Linked DNA regions of Mus musculus: region 2 is linked to region 1. A link is a loop called in an ENCODE intact Hi-C map of the cell type or tissue named here. Cell type or tissue: gastrocnemius. All regions are shown on one strand.

What was found. A loop is a pair of places that touch in the nucleus more often than their neighbours do. Peaks named below come from ENCODE experiments on the same cell type or tissue, not always from the same donor. Only the 100,000 strongest peaks of a DNase experiment are listed, where the experiment ranks them.
Region 2: it touches region 1 in a loop (2.8-fold over the local background); 10 of 42 quality-filtered maps call a loop at or near these places.

What each region holds. Positions count from the first base shown.
Region 1 is chr4:43,903,037-43,911,036 of GRCm38, reverse strand. Reck (reversion-inducing-cysteine-rich protein with kazal motifs) reads right to left here. Exons shown (of 21, transcript NM_016678.2): 7 at 1,424-1,457. Among named protein-coding and RNA genes, the nearest start is that of Reck, 32 kb to the right of the region's middle. In gastrocnemius, a CTCF peak has its summit at 4,373 (motif pointing left); a DNase peak (open chromatin) is centred at 4,392; H3K27ac peaks cover 216 bases.
Region 2 is chr4:44,115,814-44,123,813 of GRCm38, reverse strand. It overlaps the pseudogene LOC115489981 and the pseudogene Ptma-ps2. Among named protein-coding and RNA genes, the nearest start is that of Gne, 47 kb to the right of the region's middle. In gastrocnemius, CTCF peaks have their summits at 3,999 and 4,198 (motif pointing right); no DNase peak of the experiment used is centred here.

The sequences.
Region 1 (8,000 bases):
CCATTTACTGTGGGAGAGGGAGCATAGCTGGAAGCCCGGGTGTGGGAATCATAAAGGAGACGGCCAGGAGACCCAACCAGCATCTAAAGGTGTGTGTGTAGGGGGTGCCAAAGGGGCTAGAGAAGACGGGTGGCAGGAAGAGGTTTATAGAGAGGCAGCTAAGAATTCCTGCGTGGTATTAGAAGTGGCTACGGAGGAGCCAGAAACGGCATCATGAATTCCAAAGAGCAATGAACTTGGAATTCAGGTGACTTCAAGAAATATCGATGAGTCATGTGTAAATTAACCAAGCGAGGGCACACCTCAGTTTCCTGGGCTATACATCATTCCATACCTATTGTACCAGCTTTGACTTACACCTACACCCAAGTTTATGTCTACTACTAAAGAACATATGTTCATTTTGGGGAGCGACCGCTTTCCAGTGCTGCTATGTGTGGTGCTGGAGATGACGAGGACCGTAGATGTCTAAGCACACACTCTGCCTCTGCGCTACATCTCCAGCCACACGGAGAAGTGCTTCTTAGTGTCCACTGCAATGGTGGTGCTCTGGAAGTTCCAGTGCGTGAAGTGAAACAGAATCAAGGACCTGTCTCCTGTCTCCAGTGGCTTAGCTCCCTTGCCAGTGTGGGAGAACCCAAGATTACCTGCCCAAGACCACACAGCACACTCTGAACGAGGCCCCAGTTTGACAGGGTGGAAGTGCAGGACCGTGTGTTCTTCTGCAATACACCACATTGGAAAGCACATCCAACCAGCCGCTTGTCCCTGGGTTTTCTTTTCCCACCTCTAACCACTGCTCTCAACGCTCCCTTCACATGGGATGCTGCTCCTCCAGGCTCCACTGGACACATCTTTGTCTGCTTCTCTCTCATGCCCCGTCCACGAATATCTTATTTACCTTCAAGACCCAGTTAACCTATGGACTCCATGAGGTCTCCTCTAAGCAACCTTGCAGTGAGATCCCTGCTTCCTCGGAATTGCTGCATTTTATCAGTGTGCTGCCTCACATTCTACTCCAGTTCCAAGTTCTTTGTGTTCTGGCCATGTCCCCCACAGAGAAGTGTCTGACCCACACCAGGCAAGTATTCAGTAAGTATCTGTGGATTGGACTGAGAGGCAGCCCTTAGCAAGGACTACATCATGCATGTCTCCTCAGAAATGACCCCATTATTGGTGTTATCTTTCTCTAGTGATCTATCTATAGCACTGGCTTATAAATATGCTTCCAGGACACGGGAATTGCTAGAACACATAAATGATTTGAACAGGCAGTGGCCTTGCAGAATCCTGTGTGCCTGCTTCTTCAGATGGCTTAGCAGGTGTAATGCTAAGGGTATGGGCAATCAGTTCTGACTGTTAAAATGTCTGTAAAATGTCTTGCTCTCTGGACTGCTTGTGCAATCACTGACAATATACTTACTTTCATTTCTGCTAATGCAACTGAAAAGAGCATTCTGTAAATTAAAGAAAAACAAACAAATTAGCAAGCAGAATTTCTAATTTTTTTCCGTTTTAGAATCACATGGAAATCAGGATATCATATTTTTAAATTCTTTTCTAAATCCCAGGGTGCAAACACAAGATGCTTTGAAACAACTTCCTGGTTGAGAGTGAGCATCGCCGTGGTAGGGATCTCTCTGCGCTTAACCTGGCCTGTGAGGATGTAGGATGTGTGAGGCGCATGTATGGAGGGGATGACCATGCTCTGACTTCTATTTGCTCTTGTAGAGTATAAAACATTTTTTAGAAAATAAAATAATAAGAAACACTCGGACTTACATTATTTCCTGTAATCACTGCATTTTAGAGTTGATGTGACCTCAGAAATGACCTCTAATTGTTCTCAAACATGACTGTGCAGTGGAACCTCCCAAACTTCCCAGCCTATTCCACATGACAGAAATCTACATTTTACACACCATTTCAAAGATAACTTTCATTTAGTCTTCTTGTAACCAGAGCTTGGGAAACTCCCTGGCATTTTACAGAGGGAAGCATTCCGTAGGCAGAAGAGGCCTGTACTAGTTCCCAGAAGTTGCTAAAAGCAGAGTCTGAGATCAGAACCAATTTTTCTAGAAGCCATAGATTATTGTTCAGAATGTCATACCCTGTTTAAGTCATTGTCTGAAAAATAAGGGAAAGCAGGAAAGAAAACAAGAAAGGGGCAAGAAACATAAGAAACAAACGAAACAAAATAACAACAAAGCCAAAACCCTTCTTGTCCAAAACCATTAGGCTATCCAGGGCACGTCAGCTATGAGTTAATATCATTCATAACTGGAGGAAAACAGCTCACTGAAGTAAATGTGCAAACAGAGAGCATGGAAGGAAAGCAGATGTACCGTGACTGCCAAGTCCAGCTAAGGGGCTGGGCTTAAAGGACCATCTTTAGTTGGGCATGGTGGCACATGTTTGTAATCTCAGCACTTGGGAGACTGAGGCAGGAGGGTGTTGAGTTTGAAGCTAGCCTGAGCTACACAGTGAGCTTGAGAACTTGACTCAAAAAAATGAAAATCAAACAACAAAAAATACAAGTGAAAAAGACCAGCGTTACCAGCCTTGGAAACCCAGCTTCAGAGGCTTTGCAGCATGGTGGTACCACCTGTGACCCATCACTACAGATGGTCAGGTGGGAGGTTTGTCACTGGTGTGAAGCCAGTCTGAACTACATAGTGCATTTCAGGCCACCCTGGGCTACAGTGGAAGACTGTTCAAACAGCCAAGAGAAAAGTCTGTCTATATTGTTGGTGAAGCTGCATTGCATCGCCTCTCTCTACCTAATGATATTCCATTGTAGGAGTAACCCTCAGTGGAGTTATTCATTCAAACCAAAGTAAGTTAACAAACCAACCAACCAACCCACCCACCCACCCACCCGGGTCTCATGGGGAGGGACAAGGAATCCGTTCAGTGTGCGCTGTTTCTGCAGAGCTGATAGGCCAGTATCAACAGAGGGAATGAAGAGCCTCTCAGTGTTCTGCAACAGTGAACTGTTTTGTATGTCTCCTCACACGTGTTCTTTGCATTACTGCGACATTTCAGTTACCCATCTCAGACAACCCTCCACTGGGGTTCACCAGCCCCAGCAACATTTATAAAATCAAATCAAATCAATATTAAAACTAGTCTGCAGAGGAACAGCCTCCATCAGAGATGACTTGCCGCCTAGGGGACACCTGACACCCACGCTCATTCTCTGCTACTGAAAGTGCGGTGGAGCGAGCACTCATTAGCCTCTGTGAGTAGAGGCCATAAAGGTTGCCGAGTACAGGCAGATGTCCCAGGTCTCTAAGGACCTGGATGGCAACGTCAATCATACCAACTCTCTATAACCCCACCTTAATGCTTATTAATTTGTCCAAGCTAGATTTTTAAAATTTGACCTTATAAGCAAGAGACATATCACTTCTAGTCTAGTCACTTAGCTTAAGAGGAAGGCACTAAAGGAAATAAAGGCTCAGGTGTCAGAGATCCTCCAATTCAATATCCTTATGTGACTGAGGTCACAGGAGGGAGAAACAGTTACAGAAGCCAGTCTTCCCCACAGGGCAAACAATGCAAGGTTTGCAAACTGTTGAAGGAAAAGGAGGACAAGCCCGTCTTCTGTGATGTCACCTGCACAGCATAGACATCCCCCAAGCAACTGTATCATTTCATTAGTGTTCAATGATAGCCCTTTCATACGTAGGTTTTCCTGAATGTGTTGAATGAAAACTTGATTTTTTTTACACAGAAGCACCATTAATTTTAACATATTACTTCTACATCTTTACTCAGTCTATGGTTTAAAAATATGTTTTGTCTGGGGCTGCAGAGATGGCTCAGTGGCTAAGAGCACTGGCTGCTCTTCAGAGGACTAGAATTCAATTCCTAGAACTGGCATGCAGCTCACAGTCGTCCATAACTCTAGGTCCAGGGGCTCTGACACAGTCATACATGCAAGCAAAACACCAATCCATGCAAAATAGTTAAATAAATAAACTATTTAAGATATAAAAATATGTTCTGTCACATTGGCAATGTGATAAAGTCGTTATTCTGCTACACCCATGTTGATTGTTATAGACCTGATCGTATCCAGCTTTGATAAGAGCCCTATGTTTGTTGTAAGTAATCTTCATTCTTTCCGAAGTCAGCTGTTTTCAAACTCGAATTCCTCCTGCCTCAAATTTCCAAGTACAGGGATTACAGGGTGTGTCACCATGCCTGATTATCAGCAACTCTTCTCGATGCTTGAGCTACTGTTGATTATTGATAGGCCACAGGTGTGTGTACGAATTATAGCATTAGTTTGTATTACTTCATGTCTTAAATCACTTCTGCTGGTGTCTTAGCTAGTTTTTTTCAAATGTCTGATCGCCATCTGCTGGCAAGAACAGGAAGTAAGTGTTCACATTCTCTACTTACGAGGCCTTCTTTGACCTGCTTACCATTACCACACCCATGGGACCTCCGCTGAACAGCTCCCCAGCTGTTTTTAACATATAAAAACTACAGTGGTACTGAAGTGAGGGGATACCACACCAGAAACCCAAGAACACACCAGTGTACTGAGGCTGACAGGATCCTAAGATCAACGTGGGCAACAGGGTAATGATTTTAAAAATAAAACCCTACCTAAGAAAGCACTATTACCCCACTCCAGGCCACAGCTTTGACTGATCCTCACTCTCACCTTACTTTCTCCTTAGGCTGGGAAGGGGTTCCCTCCAGGTCCCAGTGTGGATCCTGCAGGCTTCCAGCAGTGTGCTTGCTCACTCTCTCTAAGACTATATGGATTCTTCTTCCCTGGACTAGACTGCAAGCTTTTGGCAGACAGTGGCTCATCCCTGAGAAAGCTGATATACATGCACTGGGGTGTCAGCTCACTGCATCATCAGCTCCATGAATACAAGGCAGATACAAAGACAACTGCAGAGCTCTGCTCCAGGGACTCAGGCCAGTATTAACTAAGATATACTTAGGAGATACACACACTCTCTCTCTCTCACACACACACATACACACACACATACATACATTTTTAATTACCTCCAAAGGGAGGTAATACTTTAAATCTATCTCCCTTCCCTTCCCTTCCCTTCCCTTCCCTTCCCTTCCCTTCCCTTCCCTTCCCTTCCCTTCCCTTCCCTTCCTTTATTGTTTTTTAAGACAGGGTTTCTCTCTACATAGCCCTGGCTGTCTTGGAACTCACTATGTATATCAGGCTAGCCACAAACTCACAGAGACCTCCCTGCCATTGCCTCCTGAGTCCTGGGATTGAGGTATGTACCGCCACACCTGACAGTAGATAACTCTTTAGGGTATAATAGTTAGTGATCCATGGGAGATGATTTGGAAGAGGGGATCTGTTGGATTTTATTTGATTATATCTGGGAAGACTGTACTCAGCAAGAAGTGTAGAAAGATGACGACTGTGTGTTTTGGTGTGTGTGTGTGTTGCATGCCTTTAATGAATCTGTTGTTTAAGGCCAATCTGGTCTACATAGTGAGTTTCAGACCAGCCAGGGCTACATAGTGAAATCTTATCTCAAAAAGAAAGTTGGCAGAGAAGATTCTAGAATTGTCATTAAATAGGAGTAATTAAAGATATGGGGTCTGGGCTAGGGAAGTGGCTTCGTGATAGAGCATGATACCCTGGCCTCTACTCCTGGTACGACAAAAACAAACAACAAAGCATGAGAAAATAAGCCACCCAGAGAAAGGCCATTTAAGACGAGACAAGATCTCGGCTAGTCTGATACGACCAAGACCGTAGGCATACTCTTACACAGCTAAGGTATGGACGAGAAAAGAAAAGAACCAGGAACAAGGACATCAAACAGGAGTTTCTCCTAGGACAATGCTAAACAACAGAGCAGTGCACCCCAGCAAGTCTTACTATGGTAAGCCAGTACTGCAGGACCCAACAGGTTTCGCTCTTTTTGGAGCTCATCAGCTGCAGGTAACGGCCAGATCTGATATATACACCTCTGTGGAGGGTCACCATTCCTTAAGTTTCCCATCACACTCTGCTATTTACTCCAACAACTCTTGGCACTTCCTCAGTGTGAACTGATACATACTTTATATTTAGACTCTTACACTTTGTGTATGTGTAAGAGCAAGTGTGTACCCACTAGGGATCGAGCCAAGGGCTTCTAAGCCACATCTCCAACCTGTGTACTTTTATTAAAATAGCCAAAAGCTGTGTGAGGACAGCACAGCTGTCCAAAGCCTATGCTGTTAGCTGTCCCACCAGAACCACTGCAGCAGACTGACATTACACTACAGCTTAGGGGACCTCCAGCTGCCAGTGACATGGCTGGTTCTGCTTTTTCTGGTCCCTTAGACTGTTCCCCACCTCCCTTCTTTTATGCTTCTAACACAAAGTAACTCTAGAACCACGGTTAATTTGATGCAAACACATCTTTCAGCATACATTTACTGAATACTCGCTGCGGACCTGGCACAACCCCAGCAGGCATAAACAAACACATACTCAACACTGGCGTCCAGGGCAGAGTGAAGTGCACGCTAAAGGTGGTAAGAGTGGGTGAGGACTACATACACATTTCCTTTCTATACAAAAAACATTTCTGGGAACCGCAGGAAATAGATGGCTGTAGAAGATGACATGGGAAAGACTTGATTACATGCTATTCTCAACTGTGAACCACATGAATAATAAAAAAATACAGTTTTACACAAACCTGCACTTGTCACACGTAGCCATGTGCTGGCAGTGGTGCAGACAGCTGTAAGGTGGAACTCGCCTTAGGCTCTGTGGTCTAGGGCCTCTGTGCTGCCTTTATCTTAGCATTCTCACAGACCCAGTGGTCATCAGCAGAACAATCTAGTTATATTAGCATCCATCGCATGCATGCCTCACGACTTAGTGGCAACAGAGGGTGTTGGGTCCTGTAGGGTTAGAGTTACAGATGGTCGTGGGCAGCCATGTGGTGCTAGGAATTGAATCTAGGTCCTTTGTAAAAGCAGCAAGTGGTCTGAACCACCGAGCCTACTCTTCAGCTTCTTAAACCTTAAAAAAAAGGCCAATCTGAGAGATGAGATCTCACCCTGGGTTTTCTTTACTGTTTGTCGCCTTCTTTAAAGAAAACCGTCAAAGAACTACACTGAGGAAAGGAAGTAAGACACAGGAAACGACCGTTCTGTGTGTGGCCTGTCTGGAAAGCCCAGAGCAGCAGTGAGGAGAGGAAGAGGCAGACAGGAGCATGGAGGTCTGCGGGCAGCTGAAGCGCTCACTTCAGTGGCTTGAGCAGCAAATGGGAAGGCCACATTAGGATTTGTAAATTTGTGTGCTACCTTAATGTCCTGAACTAAAATTTAAACTCATAATTTTATCACCATCACCAGGTCTCTGGACATTTTGCTACCTTCACATCCCTCACAGAATTTATCAATGTCTCCTCTGACAGTCAAGGAAAAAATAACAATAATCTGAAATTCTAAAAATTACCAAACTGGTATCCAAAAGAAAAGGTTCACAGATAAGTTGTTGACAAAGATGGTTTGAAAGACCACTATAGGTTATGTCTCATATCTCACAGAAAACAGTTTCTCAGTTTGCTGAGTTTTAATCAGGTTAGTCACAGAGCGGCCTCCCAGTCCCAGCACATTTTTAGTTTACATAAAAGTAATAGGTTTCACCGCGACAGTGTCACACATGCACGTGCACACACACGGATCATTATATTTTGTTCTCACTTGCCCCCTACTCTCTCACTTAATCCCACTCTCCTCTCCAACCATCTTAATGATGCATTATTTCCTGAAATCCTTTTGGATACAAAATTCTAGATTAACAGCTATTTTCTTTAAGAACCATGTAAATAATGTCTTCTGCCTTCTTTTGTTACTTCTGAGAAATCAGCTATTGGTCATTTTTGAAAGAAAGTTTTTTTTAAAATTCTTTTTAATGTAAGTGATGAGGTTGATGACAATGATGCTATAATATGTAGATACAATCTCTTTGGTTGTTTTTTGTTTTGTTTTTT
Region 2 (8,000 bases), 210 kb before region 1:
AAAAATACAAACAAATTTTCCTTTTAAAGTATTTTTAAGAAAAAAAGCAGGGCCTGGGAAGTTCTGGTTCTTTTTTCCTCCCATGTTGCCAATTCATGTTGTAGTTTTGGTGGGGTGGTGGAGAGCACATGTCATATCTGTGGGTGGCATTGCCCGCTGTGGGTGGGCGGGGTCTGCTTCTCTACTCTAAGGTGACCACGTTTAAATTCTGAGACGGGAAGTGGAGGGTGAATAGGTCACGGTGCTTAAGGGTACTTTTCCTTTTGCTGTCTAGTCGTCCTCCTCGGTCTTCTGCTTCTTGGTGTCGACGTCGTCATCCTCATCATCCTCAGCTACCCGCTTGCCCGTAGGAGCCTCAGCTTCCTCATCTTCATCTCCATCCTCTTCCTCACCATCACCTTCTTCCTCTTCTTCATCTACCTCATTGCCAGCCTCCTGCTCCCCATTTTCCTCATTTTGAGCGTTCCCATTGGCAGGTGCATCTCTTCCACTCTCTGCCTCCTCCACAACTTCCTCCTTCTCGTTCAAGTCCTTGGTGGTGATCTCAGAGCTGGTGTCCACTGCCTCGTCTGACATGGTGGGTGGGGCACGACGGTGGTCCGATGCCGCGAGTGAGGGAATTAAAGTCGAGTTCGAGGACTCTGGCCTAGCACAACCGACTCCATGATGGAACTACTATTCGGGCCATAAAACTCAGCACATAGCACCACATGATAAAATGAAAACAAAAATAATTCATTAAAAGTCCAGACTTCTGGGGATGTCTCCAAATGTATCCACCATGCTTTTTGGTTTCTGTAGTTTTGCCTCTGGCTAACTGTTCTTGTTAAATGAAGTATGTCAACCCAGAACATGTTGTTTATGCTTAGAAACTCACCCTGAGAAAGGCTCGGGGTACACTGGGATCCTGACCACCCAGTGTAGTAACCAGGCCACTGATCAAGACTGTCTATTGCTTAAATCCATGTCTGAGCAGTTTTCTCTGGTTGATACCCCACAACACAAACCACCTACTGCAGCCATGCCTCCTCTCCTGCCCCCCCCCCACCCGATCACATAGATCTTCTCTTTCAGCCTTTCTTCTCCCCCATTTATTGCTTTATCCCATTGCAAGCTTTCTCTGGAACCCTCAAGCCAAGCCTGCCAGTGAAGTAGGTCAGTGAAGTGGGTAGGCAAGCTTTAGATCATCACACTTGCTCCTCTTCTACAAATTGACTCCCTGGTCTCATCCCCGATTCTGTAATAGGCTACCTATTGCATCCTCTCCTCGTGCTCTGCCTCCATTCCCAGGGCACTAAGCAGACCCCGGTGAACACCCTGCTTCCCTCCCACCTGTGGACTCCTCACCCTGCCCCAGCCCATCCCCACTCCCAAGTGTCAGCTCCTGATACCCAGAAACACATTTTACCCGGAGCCCCCAGTGCCCACACCCATTGGGACCCCAGAAGAATTTTCTATCAGGCAACACACAGCAACTGCACTCTCCTGAGAGCCAAGGGGATGACAGAAACCAAGGAACAACACATGGACCCAACAAAGACCCGACCAGATACCAGCACCTAAAATTACAACTTTCCCAATCCCAGATGCCTAGATGTCAGTGTAAAAATACAATGATATGTTTACACTAGAGCCCAGCATCCCTGCTATAGTAGGCTCCAAGGAAAACATAGCTAAAACACAGGACAAAACCTTGAAGTAGCCTTTATGAAAATGATGGAGGTCTTCCTTAATGAGGAAACAGAGAAATCCCTTGAAGAATCTGTGACAACACAAACCGTGGAAGTGACTAAAACAGTTTCAGACCTGAAAGTAGAAAAAGAATAAAGAAAACCCAAATGGAGGGAAATCTGCAAGTGAGAAATTTAGGGACTAGAATAGGGATGCCTGTCGAGGAACAGGAAGCATACAGAACACCAACTAGATTAGACCAGAAAAGAAAATCCCCTTGGCACATAATAATCAAAACACTGCATATACAGAAAAGAAAGGGAATGTTCAAGGCTGCAAGGGGAAAAGTCAGGTTTATCATATTAACACCTGACTTCCCAGGAGAGACTAAAAGCCAGAAGAGTCTGAATAGATGCTCTACAGACTATGAGACCACAGATGCCAGCCCAGACTGCTACACCCAACAAAACTTAGAATCACAATAGATGGAGGGGGGAAAAAAGAGACATTCCATGATAAAAACCAAATTTCAGCAGTGTCCATCTACAAATCCAGCCTCACAGAAGGTGCTGGAAGGAAAACTCCAACCTAAAGAGGGTAACCACACCCAAGGAAACACAAGGAATTATCAGAGACCACCAAATCAGGGGTGGGGGACATCACCACAACAAAATAATGGGAATCAACAAATACTGCTCTCTGATGGTTCTCAGCATCAATGGCCTCGACACCCCAATAACAAGACACAGACTAAGAGAATGGGCACAGAAAGACGGTCCGTCCTTCTGCATCCAGGACACACACCTTCACATCAAAGGCAGACAGCACCTCAAAATAAAAGGATAGAAGAGTTATCCCAGACATTTTAATATCTGACAAAATCGACTTTAAGCCAAAGCTAATCAGAAGATATCGGGAAGAACTTATCAAAGCAAAGACTTACCAAGGACATTTCAGTTCTTAATCTCTATGCACCGAATACAAGGTCATCCAAGTTCGTTAAAGAAACATTAGTACAGCTTAAATCACACCTTGACCCTCACACACTGATAGTGGGAGACTTCAGCGCCCCACTCTCACCAATAGACAGGTCATCCAGACAAAAACTGAACAGAGAAATGCTGGAGCTGACAGACATTATAAACCGAATGGACCTACCAGGCTTCTAGAGAACAGTCCACCCAGACACAGAAGAACGCACCTCCTTCTCGGCAGATCATAGAACAACCTTTAAAATTGACCACATATTTGGACACAAAGCAAGTTTCAACAGACACAAGATAATTGAAATACCACCCTCCATCCTATCTGACCACCACACACTAAAGCTGGATCTCACCAACAACAGGAAGCTTGCAAACCCACAGAAATGGAGCAGCTCACTGTTCGGTGGAAAGACGGGTCAAAAGAAAGAAATCAAGGACGTTCTAGAATTAAATTATAATAAAATAAAAAAACCAAACTCATGGGACTCAATGAAGGTGATTCTAAGAGGCAACTAATGTCTACACAGAACAACAAACCCTGGAGATCTTGTTCTAGTAAATTAGCAGCACAGAAAGCTCTAGAACAAAAAGAAGAAATCACAGCCAAAGGAGTAGATGGCAAACAAAAGTCTAAACAGGGCTGGAATCCAGGTGAGTGTTTTATGGGATTCCTGAATGGGGGGCGAGCGTCTCTGCTTCTTGTGCCTTCCCTTGGGCTCTTTTCCTTATTCTCGTTTGTTTGTTTGTTTTGCCAACTTCCGTTGTGTTCGATTTTGTTTTATCTCATTACATTTTGTTTTATTAACTCTTGCATGCCTGTTTTCTAATGAGAGGCAGAAGAGGGGGGTTTATCTGGATGGGAGAGGGGCAGGGGGGAAACTGGGAGGAGTAGAGGGAGCTGTAATAGTGATCGGGATATGTTATGTGAGAAAAAAATCTATTTTCAATAGGAGAAAAATATTACTATTAGCCCCTCACCCTAGTCCAGTTAGTGCTGACTGTGTGTGAACGGATGGGGGCCATCCCCGGGCATGAACAGCTTACCTGTGGCCACATCCACAGGGCATAGTGACCCTCCCTCCCTCAGCAGCCATCAGTTAGCTGTCAGGACCTCCTCAGTCAGAGGCCGGGCCTTGGATGAGTGTTTCTCAACCCATGTTAAATTCTGACTGGCTAGCTCCATGCCATGCAGCCCTGCTGCAGAAGCCAAGGCTCGTAAGCATCTGCTACATCATCGTGGTTGGAAGACAGGACTTGACAGCTCTCATCCCCAGCCTATGGGAGAGCTCAGGGACAACCCATCTGAAGTTGAGCACTAGCGGTCACCTATTGTCACAATGGATTGGTGTGATACACCTGATGTCCTTTAATGTTCACCAATTTAAAATATCTATATTTTATTTTAAAGGGTTTCTTTTAAATTCTATAAATAACAACAAAGATCTGAATAAACTAATGTGAAAATGGAGAAGGAAAAGAAAAGAAAAAAAGAGAACAGATGACCAGGCTAATGAAAAAATACTAATTCATAAATTTTCCACCAGGGGGCGCTATCACACACTTCCAAGTACTGAGAATAAGCTGTTCACAGGTCAGATTGGTGTGATTTTAAAAGTCTAAGTGTCCACACGTTAGTCTTTGTTCTTGAGTTTCATGCGTTTAGCAAATTGTATCTTATATCTTGGGTATCCTAAGTTTCTGGGCTAATATCCACTTATCAGTGAGTACATATTGTGTGAGTTCCTTTGTGATTGGGTTACCTCACTCAGGATGATGCCCTCCAGGTCCATCCATTTGCCTAGGAATTTCATAAATTCATTATTTTTAATAGCTAAGTAGTACTTCATTGTGTAAATGTACCACATTTTCTGTATCCATTCCTCTGTTGAGGGGCATCTGGGTTCTTTCCAGCTTCTGGCTATTATAAATAAAGCTGCTATGAACATAGTGGAGCATGTGTCCTTCTTACCGGTTGGAACATCTTCTGGATATATGCCCAGGAGAGGTATTTCCGGATCCTCCAGTAGTACTATATCCAATTTTCTGAGGAACCGCCAGACTGATTTCCAGAGTGGTTGTACAAGCTTGCAATCCCACCAACAATGGAGGAGTGTTCCTCTTTCTCCACATCCTCGCCAACATCTGCTGTCACCTGAATTTTTGATCTTAGCCATTCTGACTGGTGTGAGGTGGAATCTCAGGGTTGTTTTGATTTGCATTTCCCTGATGATTAAGGATGTTGAACATTTTTTCAGGTGCTTCTCTGCCATTCGGTATTCCTCAGGTGAGAATTCTTTGTTCAGCTCTGAGCCCCATTTTTTTTTAAAGATTTATTTATTTATTTATTTATTATATGTAAGTACACTGTAGCTGTCTTCAGAGGGCATCAGATCTCATTACGGGTGGTTGTGAGCCACCATGTGGTTGCTGGGATTTGAACTTCGGACCTTCGGAAGAGCAGTCGGGTGCTCTTACCCACTGAGCCATCTCACCAGCCCTGAGCCCCATTTTTTAATGGGGTTATTTGATTTTCTGGAGTCCACCTTCTTGAGTTCTTTATATATATTGGATATTAGTCCCCTATCTGATTTAGGATAGGTAAAGATCCTTTCCCAATCTGTTGGTGGTCTTTTTGTCTTATTGACGGTGTCTTTTGCCTTGCAGAAGCTTTGCAACTTTATGAGGTCCCATTTATCGATTCTCGATCTTACAGCACAAGCCATTGCTGTTCTATTCAGGAACATTTCCTCTGTACCCATATCTTCAAGGCTTTTCCCCACTTTCTCCTCTATAAGTTTCAGTGTCTCTGATTTTATGTGGAGTTCCTTAATCCACTTAGATTTGACCTTAGTACAAGGAGACCCCGGAGCTCTTGACTCTAGCTGCATATGTATCAAAAGATGGCCTAGTCGGCCATCACTGGAAAGAAAGGCCCATTGGACTTGCAAACTTTATATGCCCCAGTACAGGGGAATGCCAGGGCCAAAAAGTGGGAGTGGGTAGGTAGGGGAGTCGGGGGGAGGGTATGGGGGACTTTTGGGATAGCATTGGAAATGTAAATGAGGAAAATACCTAATAAAAATATTTTAAAAAGAAATAGTTTGAACTTGAAAAAAAAGAAAATGTAAAAGTGAAAATATTAATTAAAAGTAGAAATGGATTTTAAAAAAAAGTCTAAGTGGAATGGTACGTTGTGGGGTACACCTGTAATACTGACATTTGGGAGGCAGAGGCAGGAAGATCACAGGTTTGAAGCCGGCTTGGGTTACATGGTGTGACCTGATGTTCCCAGAAAAAAAGCCACACCTATGTTAAAGTTGTTGATTGTTGGTTGGTTGCTCTTGGTTGCGGTTTGTTAAGGAGTCATGCGTAAAGAAGAGACAACACGAAGAAATTAGATATCCTGACAGTGAAAATCAAACTCGTCCTGTGGAACTTGATTCCCCTAATCAGCAGAAAGTAGTCTAAGGATAATGTCACCCTCTTTCTGACCCGACTTTATTCAGGAATCTCTTTCCTTTCCCCTCTCTTCTTTTTATCTCCTGTCTCACGCTACGAGGTTGAAAGGGTAGGAAAAGGATTGAAGTAGAAACTCACTCTGTGTGAATATGAATGCTTCCATTGCCAGCCTACCTCACACTCCACTCCCCAGGCAGATGAACATCTTCCTAGGCCTGCTCATTTTTTTTTTTAAACCTTTGTTTACTCTGCATATGTATGTGTGCGCGTGTGTGTGTGTGTGTACTCGCGCACGCGCGCGCGCACTTGAGGTAGGTAAAAGAGGGCACTGACAGGAGCTGGGCCCTAAGGAGCAAACTCAGGCCATCTGTCTGCTGAGCCATCTCACTAGCCTTCCACCTTGTTTGTTTGTGTGTTTGTTTGTTTGTTTGTTTGTTTGTTTTTGAGACAGGGTCTTACCTAGCCCAGGCTAGCCTGGAACTTACTATGTAGCCCAGGTTGGCCTCAATGATCCGGCAAAGTGCTGGGGTTGCAGGCATGTGTCATCACCCCGGGTGATGGGCCTTTGAGTACCCTTCTTCCACAGACTTCCACTGACTTCTAGGCTGTCAAGATTCCACTTCCCTACTTTTCTCTTGAGACAGGGTTCACTGTGTAGCCTGGGCTAGCCTAGAAAACTTCAAGTAGAGCAGGCTGACCTAAAATAAAGATAACTCCTGCTGCCTCCCAAGTGCTTGGATTAAAAATGTGTGCCACCATACCTGAGTGTCTCTGTACTCTCACAGCCAAGCCCTTCACAGCCTCCAAGAGAAGCCGTTCTGACTAGGGTTGCCTTCAACCCAAACACAAGTCCTTACCGTCTCCCTACCTCCTACAGGACAAAGTCCCATCACCTCAGATGACCTCTCCCTGTCCAAGTGTCTAACCTCTATCACTGCCGCAGCTTCAGTTCTGCTGAGCCTCACAGCACCTGTGGCCTGGATGTGACTCAGCAGCCTTGGCCTGCTGGGGGCACTTTATCGATTTCTTCTCAGAACCCAACCTCTCTGGTCACCTCTTCCCAAAAGCCTTTCCTGACCTCTGCCAGTCAGCCACGCCAGCCACGCCAGCCCTTCTGACTGAAAAGCCCTTCCTGATCTCGGCTTCTCTCTGGGAGTCCCCTTGAGCCTGCTCACACCTCTACCTTTAGGGCTTGGCAGTAGGGCCCAACAAGGTGCGACTTGAGTAGATGATTCTTGGATGAAGAGGTGAGGAGTAACCCCTAGGTTGGAGCGGCTAAGCTTGCAGCACCTGAGGAGTGCACATGAGAGGTGGAGCGGGCTTTGACTCACAAGGAAAGGGAAGGGGGCTAAGAATGAATTCTGGCCTGCACTCCGGTATGTGTGGGGCTGCTCCACCTATTGTACAGCCCATCCTTGGCTTGGCCTACAATTGTGATCCTCCTGCCTCAGTCTTCCAAGTGCTGGGATGATAGACACTGCCACGCTCATCTTCTGCAGACAGTTTGAATGACTGGTGAAGCTTGAGAGAGGAATGGGCACTGCGCACCGGGAACAGCCTCACTGTGGCAGCCAGGCCGACACAGAGGGTCTCCTTTATATCCCAGCTCCCCTACTCCTTTCCTGCAGAAAGAAATTCCTTCTGCAAGTTGGAGCCCAGGTCAAGGGTTCTTCAGAGAGGCCCTCGGGGCTGCAGATGCGTTCCTGGGAGAAAGATGGCTGGCTTAAGGCCTGGGGCGGCCATGCTTTCTGTAGGAACTGGAGTGCGCTGTTCTTAATGAGACTTCCTGGCTCTGGATGGGCCTGTGCCTGAGAGAAAGTCAGCAAACACGGCTCAGGTCCATGGGAGAGAGGATGCGGCTACAACAGTGCTCCAGGATCTGTG